Linked DNA regions of Homo sapiens: region 1 is linked to region 2. Evidence: chromatin contacts called from ENCODE POLR2A ChIA-PET data. All regions are on one chromosome and are shown on one strand. Each heading gives the region's core, a stretch centred on a gene start or an enhancer-like site at or near the end of the contact. The rest is flanking DNA. Distances are from core to core; before and after follow the strand shown. Region 1 has its middle 23 kb from the start of FAM110C. Region 2 has its middle 27 kb from the start of FAM110C.

Evidence for each region. ChIA-PET counts read pairs that join two places held with the same protein, here RNA polymerase II (POLR2A).
Region 1: POLR2A ChIA-PET joins it to region 2 with 13 read pairs in PC-9. The contact joins two enhancer-like sites. POLR2A ChIA-PET finds 5 or more read pairs at or near these places in 4 of 52 experiments (H1, MCF 10A, PC-9 and 1 more).

What each region holds. Positions count from the first base shown.
Region 1 is chr2:66,405-71,967 of GRCh38, reverse strand. No RefSeq gene overlaps it. Among named protein-coding and RNA genes, the nearest start is that of FAM110C, 23 kb to the right of the region's middle. RefSeq lists an enhancer at 3,728-4,229. Within about 2 kb of position 2,472, at least 7 of the 41 ENCODE cell types and tissues checked have a DNase peak (open chromatin) inside an H3K27ac peak, as active enhancers do.
Region 2 is chr2:16,112-22,051 of GRCh38, reverse strand. No RefSeq gene overlaps it. Among named protein-coding and RNA genes, the nearest start is that of FAM110C, 27 kb to the left of the region's middle. Within about 2 kb of position 1,476, at least 4 of the 41 ENCODE cell types and tissues checked have a DNase peak (open chromatin) inside an H3K27ac peak, as active enhancers do.

The sequences.
Region 1 (5,563 bases), core at 1,223-3,722, 49 kb before region 2:
TTGAGAAGGAGGGTGTTCTAAGTTGTTCATTTGGCAGTCTTTCTAGCTCCTACAATAGAAAGAATTCTGAAGAGTGTACCTGAAGCTACTGCACAGGTATGCCTCTCTCTACAAAGAACATTCTGTGGAAGGATTTGCAGACCTCAGAGAAGCTTATGGTTTTTATGATTCATCCTATGATGAATCATCTCAGGATAATTGTCCTCTAGTCTATTTTGGATTCTTTATGTTTTTATATTGTTAAAGTACATGTATCAGCTATCTATTCACCCAATAATGCTGCAAAATAGACTACCTCAAAACCCAGTGGCTTAAAACAATTATAATCTAAGATTGCACTCTACTGTCTGTTCAGCTGGTAATGGGCTCACTCAGGTGTCTGTGGTCAGCCTCAGATTGGGTGGAAGCTCTGCGATCCTGCTGGGATCACTACTTGGTTGGGAGTCAGCTGTCTGCAGACTTGTCTGCTATGATCTTGGCTAAGACAGCTGGCTGTGCTCCATGTGGTGCTCACATGCACATGCCTCTCCCATCCCTTGATTAAGTTAGTCTGGGCATGTTCTCAGGATTGCAGAGAAGCAAGAGAGGCAACACAAACCTACGAGAGCTTCCTCAGGCCTCTGCTTGATCCAAGTCTGCTAACGTCCTTCTGGCCACCATGAGTCTTATGACCAAGCTGAGCTTCAGGGTAGGGAAGGGGCCTTCAACTCTTAAATGAGAGGAATTGCAAAACCACAGGGCAATGGGCACAGGTACAGTGAGACCTGCAGGACTGCACCATGGATGCAGACGTTCCTCCACAGTACACATTCTTAGTTTCTCTAGAAATTAAAATGGCTGGCAAGGAGTTTCCTCATGCATTATTTAACTCTTATCTTCTCTAGTAGGGAGAATAATTCTCATTGATTGACGTGGCTCCTTCACAGTGCATGGATGCAAGTTTCTCACCATGGAGCCCAAGGGAACCCTACAGCACGAGAGATGGAGTTTTAAGAACAAAAGTAAGTGCTCATCTGCACAACTGGAATATCAATTGATTACTTTAGAAAATCTTCCTATAGACTTTCTTGGAAAACAATGTAGTTGGTGAGTAGTGGAGTTCAAGGACTCCAAGCTACCACACAGGTAAAGTTCTCTCCTAAATACCACTGTGGAGATTGCCAGAAATGTGCTGCCTATACCCTTAGCTGCTTTCAAACACACTTGCTAGCTTAGGAATCTCAAGGTTTCAGAATCGAGGGAAAGAAGATAGCTGAAAATAAAGGGAGAAAGCAAAGAAACTACCAACTATATCAGAAACTTTTCCACATATGGTCCTTGTCAATCCCTATAGAACCATGTGGGGAAAGTCCAATCATCTGAACGGTACTGATGAAGAGTTATTAAGTTTCATCAGTCCGTTTAACAAGTAAGTGACAGGGCCAGGCTTTAGCCCGAGACCATCGGCTTTAAAACCATTGTCTTTTCCAAAACCTTGCATTAATTCATAATCAGAGCCTGCTATATGTGGTCAGAAATTACAGCCAATGCATCCATGTGGCTACTTCTCCATGGTCTGTCAATGTCTAGATTGCCCAGAAAAAATTAGCTCAAAGCCAATAAACTTCCTTCTAAAGTACAAAATAAATTATTACATTGTAATGATTTCTAAAAATACACCTTTTATAGGTAATTTATTAATTAGGTTCCTGTTTAATTAATAACCAGTTCTTAGTCGTTGGTTTTGGAAACTTCCTAGTCCTTTTGATTCAGAGGGGACTGCAGTGTTTCTTACATGTGACACCATTAAGCTCCCGCTAAATCACACAGGCTGCGTGTCACTCAACCACCCACAGTAAATACGCCAAGCCATCGCCCTTTTCCCAATAGTGCCTTCATTTATTGGAAAAGCCATGGGCAAAACAATTAGGTTTGTTGATGTAGGTCCTTAGGCTCCAGAAACCTCATCTGTCCTGTCAGAACAAGTTCAGGTAACGTATGACTGCCAACTGCCTATATAAATCACATTTATTGAAGATTAACATGCACACAATGCCTTTAAAGTTTTATAGAGAGAATTACAAACATGTGACTGCAGTTTGACACCAATGTTTTCCTCCACCTGGGTTAAAATGTCACCATTTGAAGTGTTAAGATTAAGAACACCAGGTTCCTGTGAAGAAGGAACAATTGTGCTACTTTATCATTTTGACCAGCTTCCCATAATTTTCCTAAGGAGTCTTTGTGTGTGGACCAAAGATTTGGCTTGCTTCGGTGCCCACTGGGTAACCATGAGATAATGTTTCCACACGAGGAGCTTCTTGGACTGCCCCTCATAGGGCCCAAAGCAACCTCAGGCAGGTGTGTGGGATCTCCACTCTCCAGTGGCCCTGGCCCTGCTGAGGGCAGGTGCCTCCGGAGCCCTGACTTCCGCACAATCCTGGTGTTTTCTGTTCCGGGGAAAATGACTCAGCAGCTTCTTTTGTACCAGGAAGTCTCTTTTCCCTTTTTTTTTTTTTTTTTCTGATGAACTTCAAAGGTGCCTTGGGGTAATTACGTGAAAGAGAATAGAAAGCTAGTGAAAGTTCAGAAAAAGTGATGGGAGTGATTCAAAGTGCTAAGTAAATAATAAAACAAAAAAAGTTAAAGGAAATTATTAAAAGGAAGTGTTTTCTCATTATTATTGTAATACATTTTTATAAAGGGGAAAATGATCAGTTTTTCCATGAGTTTGTGAAAATTAACAAGAAGAATCAGGCTTAAATTAAAGCAGAGATATTTTGGTCAGCTGGAGAAAGGAATGCTGATATTTTCACCATTAAGATGAGTTACAATGATGTTTCTCTCTGTTGTGAGCAATGCAGACATAAAATACAGAAAATGTAGCCACCATTCATATTTATTAATAAAAATTTAATAAATATTTCATCTCTTTTCAACTTTTTTAAACACTAAAAAAGGCATTTTGTTGAGTTATGTTGTTCTTTTTGGACAAGGTCCTCTGAGTCAGAGTTTTGCAGGACGTTCATTGCTGTTCTGTGTGTGACACATGGGTGAGAAGGAGTTTTGCTGGACATTCATTGCTGTTCTCTGTGTGTGACACACGGGTGAGTGGGAGTTTTACAGGACATACATTGGTGTTCTCTGTGTGACACACAGGTGAGAAGGAGTTTTACAGGATGTTCATTGGTGTTCTCTGTGTGACACATGGGTGAGAAGGAGTTTTGCTGGACATTCATTGCTGTTCTCTGTGTGTGACACACGGGTGAGTGGGAGTTTTACAGGACATACATTGGTGTTCTGTGTGTGACACACGGGTGAGAAGGAGTTTTACAGGACGTTCATTGGTGTTCTCTGTGTGTGACACAGGGGTGAGTGGCATTTTTGCAGGATGTTCATTGCTGTTCTCTGTGTGTGACACACAGGTGAGCGGGAGTTTTGCAGGACGTTCATTGCTGTTCTTTGTGTGACACACAGATGAGCGGGAGTTTTGCAGGACATTCATTGGTGTTCTCTGTGTGTGACACGCACGGGTGAGCGGGAGTTTTACAGGACGTTCTTTGGTGTTCTGTGTGTGACACAGGGGTGAGTGGCATTTTTGCAGGATGTTCATTGCTGTTCTCTGTGTGTGACACACAGGTGAGCGGGAGTTTTGCAGGACGTTCATTGCTGTTCTCTGTGTGTGACACACAGGTGAGCGGGAGTTTTGCAGGACGTTCATTGCTGTTCTTTGTGTGACACACAGGTGAGCGGGAGTTTTGCAGGACGTTCATTGCTGTTCTCCGTGTGTGACACATGGGTGAGCGGGAGTTTTGCAGGACGTTCATTGCTGTTCTTTGTGTGACACACAGGTGAGCGGGAGTTTTGCAGGACGTTCATTGCTGTTCTCTGTGTGTGACACACGGGTGAGCGGGAGTTTTGCAGGACGTTCATTGCTGTTCTGTGTGTGACCAGGGGTGAGTGGCATTTTTGCAGGACGTTCATTGCTGTTCTCTGTGTGTGACACACGGGTGAGCGGAAGTTTTGCAGGACGTTCATTGCTGTTCTTTGTGTGACACACAGGTGAGCGGGAGTTTTGCAGGACGTTCATTGCTGTTCTCCGTGTGTGACACATGGGTGAGCGGGAGTTTTGCAGGACGTTCATTGCTGTCCTGTGCGTGACACAGGGGTGAGCGGGAGTTTTGCAGCACGTTCATTGGTGTTCTCTGCGTGACACACGGGTGAGCGGGAGTTTTACAGGACGTTCATTGGTGTTCTGTGTGTGACCAGGGGTGAGTGGCATTTTTGCAGGACGTTCATTGCTGTTCTCTGTGTGTGACACACGGGTGAGCGGAAGTTTTGCAGGACGTTCATTGCTGTTCTTTGTGTGACACACAGGTGAGCGGGAGTTTTGCAGGACGTTCATTGCTGTTCTCTGTGTGTGACATGCACGGGTGAGCGGGAGTTTTGCAGCCGTTCATTGGTGTTCTCTGCGTGACTCACGGGTGAGCGGGAGTTTTGCAGGATGTTCAGTGGTGTTGTGTATGTGACACAGGGGTGAGCGGGAGTTTTGCAGGACGTTCATTGCTGTTCTGTGTGTGACACACGGGTGAGCGGGAGTTTTGCAGGACATTCATTGGTGTTCTGTGTGTGACACACGGGTGAGCGGGAGTTTTACAGGATGTACACTGGTGTTCTGTGTGTGACACACGGGTGAGAAGGAGTTTTACAGGACGTTCATTGGTGTTCTCTGTGTGTGACACAGGGGTGAGTGGCATTTTTGCAAGATGTTCATTGCTGTTCTCTGTGTGTGACACACGGGTGAGCGGGAGTTTTGCAGGACGTTCATTGCTGTTCTTTGTGTGACACACAGGTGAGCGGGAGTTTTGCAGGACGGTCATTGGTGTTCTCTGTGTGTGACACGCACGGGTGAGCGGGAGTTTTGCAGCACGTTCATTGGTGTTCTGTGTGTGACACACAGGTGAGCGGGAGTTTTACAGGACGTTCATTGGTTTTCAGTGTGACACATGGGTGAGCGGGAGCTTTGCAGGACATTCGTTGCTGTTCTGTGTGTGACACACGGGTGAGCGGGAGCTTTGGAGGATGTTCATTGGTGTTCTGTTCGTGACACTGGTGAGCAGGAGTTTTGCAGGACGTTCATTGGTGTTCTGTGTGTGACACACGGGTAAGCGGGAGTTTTCAGGATGTTCATTGCTGTTCTTTGTGTGACACACGGGTGAGCAGGAATTCTGCTCTGTAATAACCTTAAGAGGTTATGTTGCAAACAAAATTAAATGGATTTCTTTAGTGTAGAAAATCTTCCTTCTTCAAAACACCAATATGAGATTTTAATCACAAAGAGGACATTTTAAGAAGAAGTTTCCCAAACTTATCTGCAGGCAGGACCCATTTTCTGGGTCCTCAATATCTCCCACAACAGAGTCCTGCAGACCACTTGGGAAAACATCCCTCTGCCTGCAGTCTGAGGTTTTAGCATGAGACCCCTTAAGAGCTTTAAATAACACTTTTATTTAAGACCCAATAATTCTACCCCTGTTTAATTTGGCGCCCAGTTATTTTGTCACTCTTCGAATTAAGTATCTTT
Region 2 (5,940 bases), core at 227-2,726:
CATGGGCCATTTGCCACCTGAACAGTCAGTAACGCATGAGTGGAAAGAAACTGAACACCCAGGGACACCAGAGACCGTTCACTGTAGAGGAAGGAGGCAGGCATATGGCATAAGGTGAACTTCCTCCAGTCCCAAAGTGGTTCCCCTCTCCTCTTAAATGCAGGTCCCATGGAATTCAGACTAGGAAGTAAAGCAAATGAGAATGGCCCACAGCGGAGGAGTTCAAATGTGCAGAAAAGGATAGAGCAGCCCCAAAGAGGAAGGAAAGCTGGACAAGAAATGGATTTGTAGGGAAGACAATGTGCACCCATCAGAGCTCTGATTCCTTCACTTTCACTACCCTCCCCTGCCCACTAACATCGAAAAAGTATTGATGGCAAGTGTTGGGCTGTAAGACATTTCCTTGCTTTATTACCTGGATTTGGGGGTTTAAATTTCAGAGATAATTAAAACATCCCCCTTTAGTTAACTTTTAATTTCATAATTGTACCTTTTTAAACAGATTTGTGAACATGTAAAACAAAGAAAACAGCACGGGAGTAATTTATAATAAACAAGTATGTGTTCACCGGGTAAGTGACACTCACATGGCATATGGCATACGAGCCTCCTGAGAGTAGGATCGTGGAGCATCCAATGGTGATTGTCCTTAGAGCTGGTAGGGGCCCAGCCTCCCGCCGCCCATGCAGTGCTGTGTGTACAATCGATGTCTCCTTTAACTTCACAGAGATGCCACAAGGCAAATAGTATTGTCTTCATTCTCTGTGTAAGAAAACTAAGGCTGGGTGAGAGTATGCAGAGCTGGATCGTGGATTTGTGTTTGGCTCCTTCTGGTTTCAAAACCTGTGAATATTTTCCTGTCTCTAATGCTAATCTTAGCACTATATTTGGAATAAGCATATAAACATATAACCACAATCCACTCAGGTAGTATGCAATTAAATTGTAAGTAAATGTTCAACAAGATTATGCGTGATTGAATGAGCTATATATAAGAATAATAACTGGTGGAAGTGTTATTCATAGGATAAAGGAGAAATCATTTAAATGGCTAACGGTATAAGGAGGGTTAAATCAAGCATCCAGGTTTGGAAATAGCTGATTTACATATATAGTTTATGCCACGTAAAACGTTTATTATCTAATATTGGATGAAAAAACAGAAACAACATTTTATGTATAGTATAATCTAAAATTTCTACATTTCATTAAAAATGCAGGAATATAATTATCAAAATTTGAGTGATAAAATTGTGAATAATTTTTCTCTCTCTTATAACTCATTTTATATTTACCAAAGATCCTCCAAAGAGAATATACACTTTTGAAATTAGAAAAAACGTTATTTGTTAAAGAGATCCTAAATGACATAATATTTTACAGAAGTTAAGAGCTGAGATTGTGAGAATTTCCAGGGACTCCTGCCATCAGCCCACCTTGCATCATCGTTTACATGGAAATGTTGGGACTGAGGTGACCTCATGCCTCTCAATTCCCAGCCAGCCTTCTCTCCCTCTGGCTCTTAGCCAGCCTGTTAAACAGAAAATAATCAGTGAGACGAATAAACTACACCCTAGTGTTCTAACAAGTTACACATAATTGTTTGCTTACCAATTGTCTACCTTAGAACTTTCTTTTCCTCATAGAGTCAATATAACCATCTGTTTTAAATTTGGCTTTTGCCATTTTACAGTCCAAGATGCAGGACTTTGCATAGGGCACGGATGGATTTTCACAGTCAGCACGAGGATGGGAGGAGAACAGGGCAGATCCAGCTCCACTCAGTGAGAGTTCTGGCTGGAGTTACTTGGCCAGGCCTCACTCCCGAGAGAGGAGACCTTCCTCTGGACCAGCTACCAAGACAGCCCCTAATTGGAAAATGTTGTCTTCTAAGGTGAGATGCAGCCCCCACCAGAGAGGAAAACACCAGAGTGTTTCAAAAAGGAAAAACCAAGGGAAGCCGAGGAGCTTCTTGACAGGGGACACAGCAGAGTCCACCCAGCTGGGGTGAATCTCCGCAGTTCCCCAACAGGACGGCGGGTGGGAGCCCCAAGTTACTGGCCCCTGCAGCATGGGAGCAGCATGAGCCATCTGCAGTGGCATTGTCTCCTCCGGCAGCAGCTTCCATCCAGAAATCCATCTCAGAGCCTGTCCTCAGAGGAACCTGATGCCAGAGCTGTGCACTCAAAGTATTTGGACACAGGTATTTTGTGGAACTGAGCTTTTTCCAGGTCTTGCTGGAGGTGATTCTGTGTGAACTTGACGGAACTCTTTCTCATGGGCTTTTTTTCTAAGTGTGGGAGAGCATGGCCTGCATGACTGCTGGCTTCCAGCACGTGGCGTGCAAACCCATGCCGGGGTGTGTAATTCACTGTAGCCCTTGACAGAATAGCAGGGATAAAGGTCGTTTTTTAATCTTCTGTTTATTACTCTCAGCCAATTAACTTCTACCTACAGTAGAAGATATTTTGCCAACTATTTTTTTCAAAATGGAGAAATACCATGCTCTTAAAAAAGTCTTTTAGAGGCACAGACTTCCCAATTTCATTACACTGAAATCACTAAAAGATAGAAAAAAGTGACATTCACGTATCAAAGAAATTATCTTTTGGCAAAATACTCTGTTTTGGTTTGAAATGTTTGTGAATTTTCCTGCATGTGTCCAGATGCATAGGGAGTTTATTCATTCAATTAAATTAAAACTTTAGATAACATGGTAAATTCAAAAAGTAGTGAAGACACATTTTGTTTCTACCTCTTTAATTGAGAAAACTGGCTGATGCCTCCCGTGTGTGAGCACCGTGTAGCTGATGCAGGTAGAGAAACCGAGGTTTTCTTATTTGCTGCCGCTGGGCCTGGCACTGGAGTTTGGCTGCGGGAGGGCAGGGTGTCTGTTTTGATTACCACTCAGCAGCTGCCCCCATGCTGCAGGGGCCAGTGACTTGGGGCTCCCACCCGCCGTCCCGTTGGGGAACTGTGGAGATTCACCCCAGCTGGGTGGCCTCTGCTGTGTCCCCTATCAAGAAGCTCCTCGGCTTCCCTTGGTTTTTCCTTTTTAAAACTTTCTGGTGTTTTCCTTTCTAGTGGGTGCTGCATCTTTCCTTAGAAGACAACATTTTCCAATTAGGGTCTGTCTTGGTACCTGGTCCAGAGGAAGGTCTCCTCTCTCAGGAGTGAGACCCAGCCAAATACACACGGGTGTCTCTGCCCTCTAGTGGATCCTGGCAGGCACTGGGAGCAAATGTGACTATAAACAAAATTAAAGATTTTAAAAATACCCATTATCTTCAGAGGGGATTTAATTCTAACAGGAGGCTTTTTGTGTTTCTTTTTTAAATGGGCTGATGGGTAAAAATAATACAAGACTGGAGATGTTGGAAAAGAGCACACTGCCTTTTCGCATCTGTGATGACTGAGCCCTTCCTCAGCACTGCCACAGGGAGCACATTCACACATTCACACGTGTGCCACACAAATACCAGGGTTAGGTCAAAAAACCAAGTGTTACCTGGAGGAAGCCACAAAGGCTATGAGACCAAGCCTTCACCTGGAAGACACCTGAAAGTTCAGAAGCCGACATCCTGCAAGGTATCTTGGGGAATTCAGCTGTGACCCCGCACTGTATGGAAGGGTGGGCAGTGCAGCCAAGGCAGGTGAAAAGGATTGTCCACTGTTGAGCATCATCAGCCTAAAACCCACATGCAATGCTATTGCTGCAAAACCACTGACTGTTGCAGCCAGAAACCACCGAAACAGACTCCCTTTATGGTCCTCACTGTGCAACTGGTAACTTTTCAGAAGATGAAGACTAAATATATTAATCATAAATTCAAAGTATCAGAAGAAATACTAGGAGATTTTCTAACCTCTGCTACCATGACTTTTTTTTGCAAGATTCATGAATTATTGTAAATAAGCTTACAGAGGCCAAAGTGCTCCCCTGAAGTCATCCAGAAAGAGGCAGGCTGCTAATCCCCACATCTGAGACATCTGTGTTTTCTTAGAATAATAGAAAAATTAAAGATAAGGGAGAGAGAGAGGGACAGGAAGAGACAGAGAGACAGAGAGAATTGGAGCTAAGAGAAAACACTTTCACGTTTTGCCCCCCAAAATTCCCAGTGAACATTCCCATTGCCAGCGGGTGAAATCCAAGGCCCTGGCTCCAGGATCCTGCTCTTTCCTTTGGTGATTCCTATTCAAGTTTGGCATAGAAAGAATATGGAACTTGTCACACTTCTCTGGACAAGTCATTTTGCTTTTGACTCACAGGCTCCACTTTCCTAGACACCCCTTCGCCCAAAGGTTCAAGTAATTCAGCTTCACCCTTCAGAGAAGAGCTCAGGTGTCACTTCCTCTAAGGACCCTCCCCAGCCACCTCTCCAGCAGAAGGGCCCCCAACTTGCTCTTTGCACCTCTGTCCCTCAAAGTGCTGCCATCCTCTGTGGAGGGTGGGACCCCGGGAACTAGAGCCCCTCTCATGCTGGAGACACTCGGCACTCAGTAAGTGTGTGCTGAGTGGATACAAGTGCAGCGAGCTTGCACAGCCTTACAATGTGTACTCTCACGTCTGGCATAGAGCCCCATTTTCATTCTTTGTAAAATGAGTAAGTGGGGCTGGGTGACCCATACTCTCCTTTCAATTCAGAAGTCCACATTGAGCCTGACATCAAATAGCTTCCCAGCCAGCGCCAGGCCAAGATCCAGGCTGTTCAATGTGCCTGTGTGGGACCAGCTCTGCTGCCTGCTGCCCAGTGCCAGCCAGCAACCCCAGGCGCACAAAGGAGCACCTGCAGGCACCTGCAGGAGATCTTTGTTATTTAGTAGCTGTGACTGGGCTGGGAGGGAGTGTGTTCATTTCTAATTTTCCGGTGACTAGCATGAGACAGTTTGAAATGTGGTGATTTTTTTTCTCTTGGCCCCCCCAAAAAAAGGCCTTTTTACCTTCTGATCCTTGGCGCCACTGACATTAGCTATGGTCCTGATAGTTTAAGAAAACTTTATTCTCCAAAGGAACATTTTGGTAAATAGTGTAATTCTTTATTACAGCAAAACCATTGCTTAGGTGGGCAAAACTCGGGAGGATAGAAAAACACACTCTTGAAAACAGGTGGTGACGCCCTAAAATTCAGCAAACTGCAGGGAGACGTGTTGTTCTACCCCAGGTCAGAGTGTGTCAGTCATCACTCGATGCCACTCACAGACCACCAACTTCAGAATACCTAGGTGTAAAGGTCTGTACAAAAGTCATAACATAATAATCTAAATAATTTTACATTATTAATAATTATATTACACTATTATATAATGTAAATGCTATTAAAACATGTTTGTCTTCAAAGAATGGCCTTGGTTTCTGTGGGCAGCATCTCTTGATGGAAAGGTAATGCATTCCTGCTAAATCATGGACAAAACGGGCCTCCAGGAGCTCCAGGCTGCAGCAGCAGCTTCTCATCTACATCCTTCACTGCATGATGTTGTTGTTGACTTTGAAAGCTCCTTTCAGTCTAGTTTTATCAACAGAGCTAGTATTTCATGAGGAACTACTACATATCAGGTTCCAGAAAACTAAATGCCTTTTGTTTGTTATTATTCACTAAATACAAACAACAACTCTCTTCTCATTACTCACACACATAATTTAGCTGAGGGCGATTGAGTGACTTTCCCAGGGTCACACAGCTACTAAGAGTCGAGTCGTGTTTAGATTCATGTGGGAATACTGAACACAGAAATGAACCAGTGGAAATATCCTATGTTCCAAAAGCTGACTCAAGCCATTTGTTCTTATTTTAAGGAAAATCTTTATGCTAATGTTAAACTCCAAATACTTATGAATGGCAGAGATCTACAGATTTCATTCTAATGTAGGAGATGATGCTCACCAGCTGGTTACTGCTACCACCCCACAACCCTGAGCATACTGGACAAATGTCTAAGCCT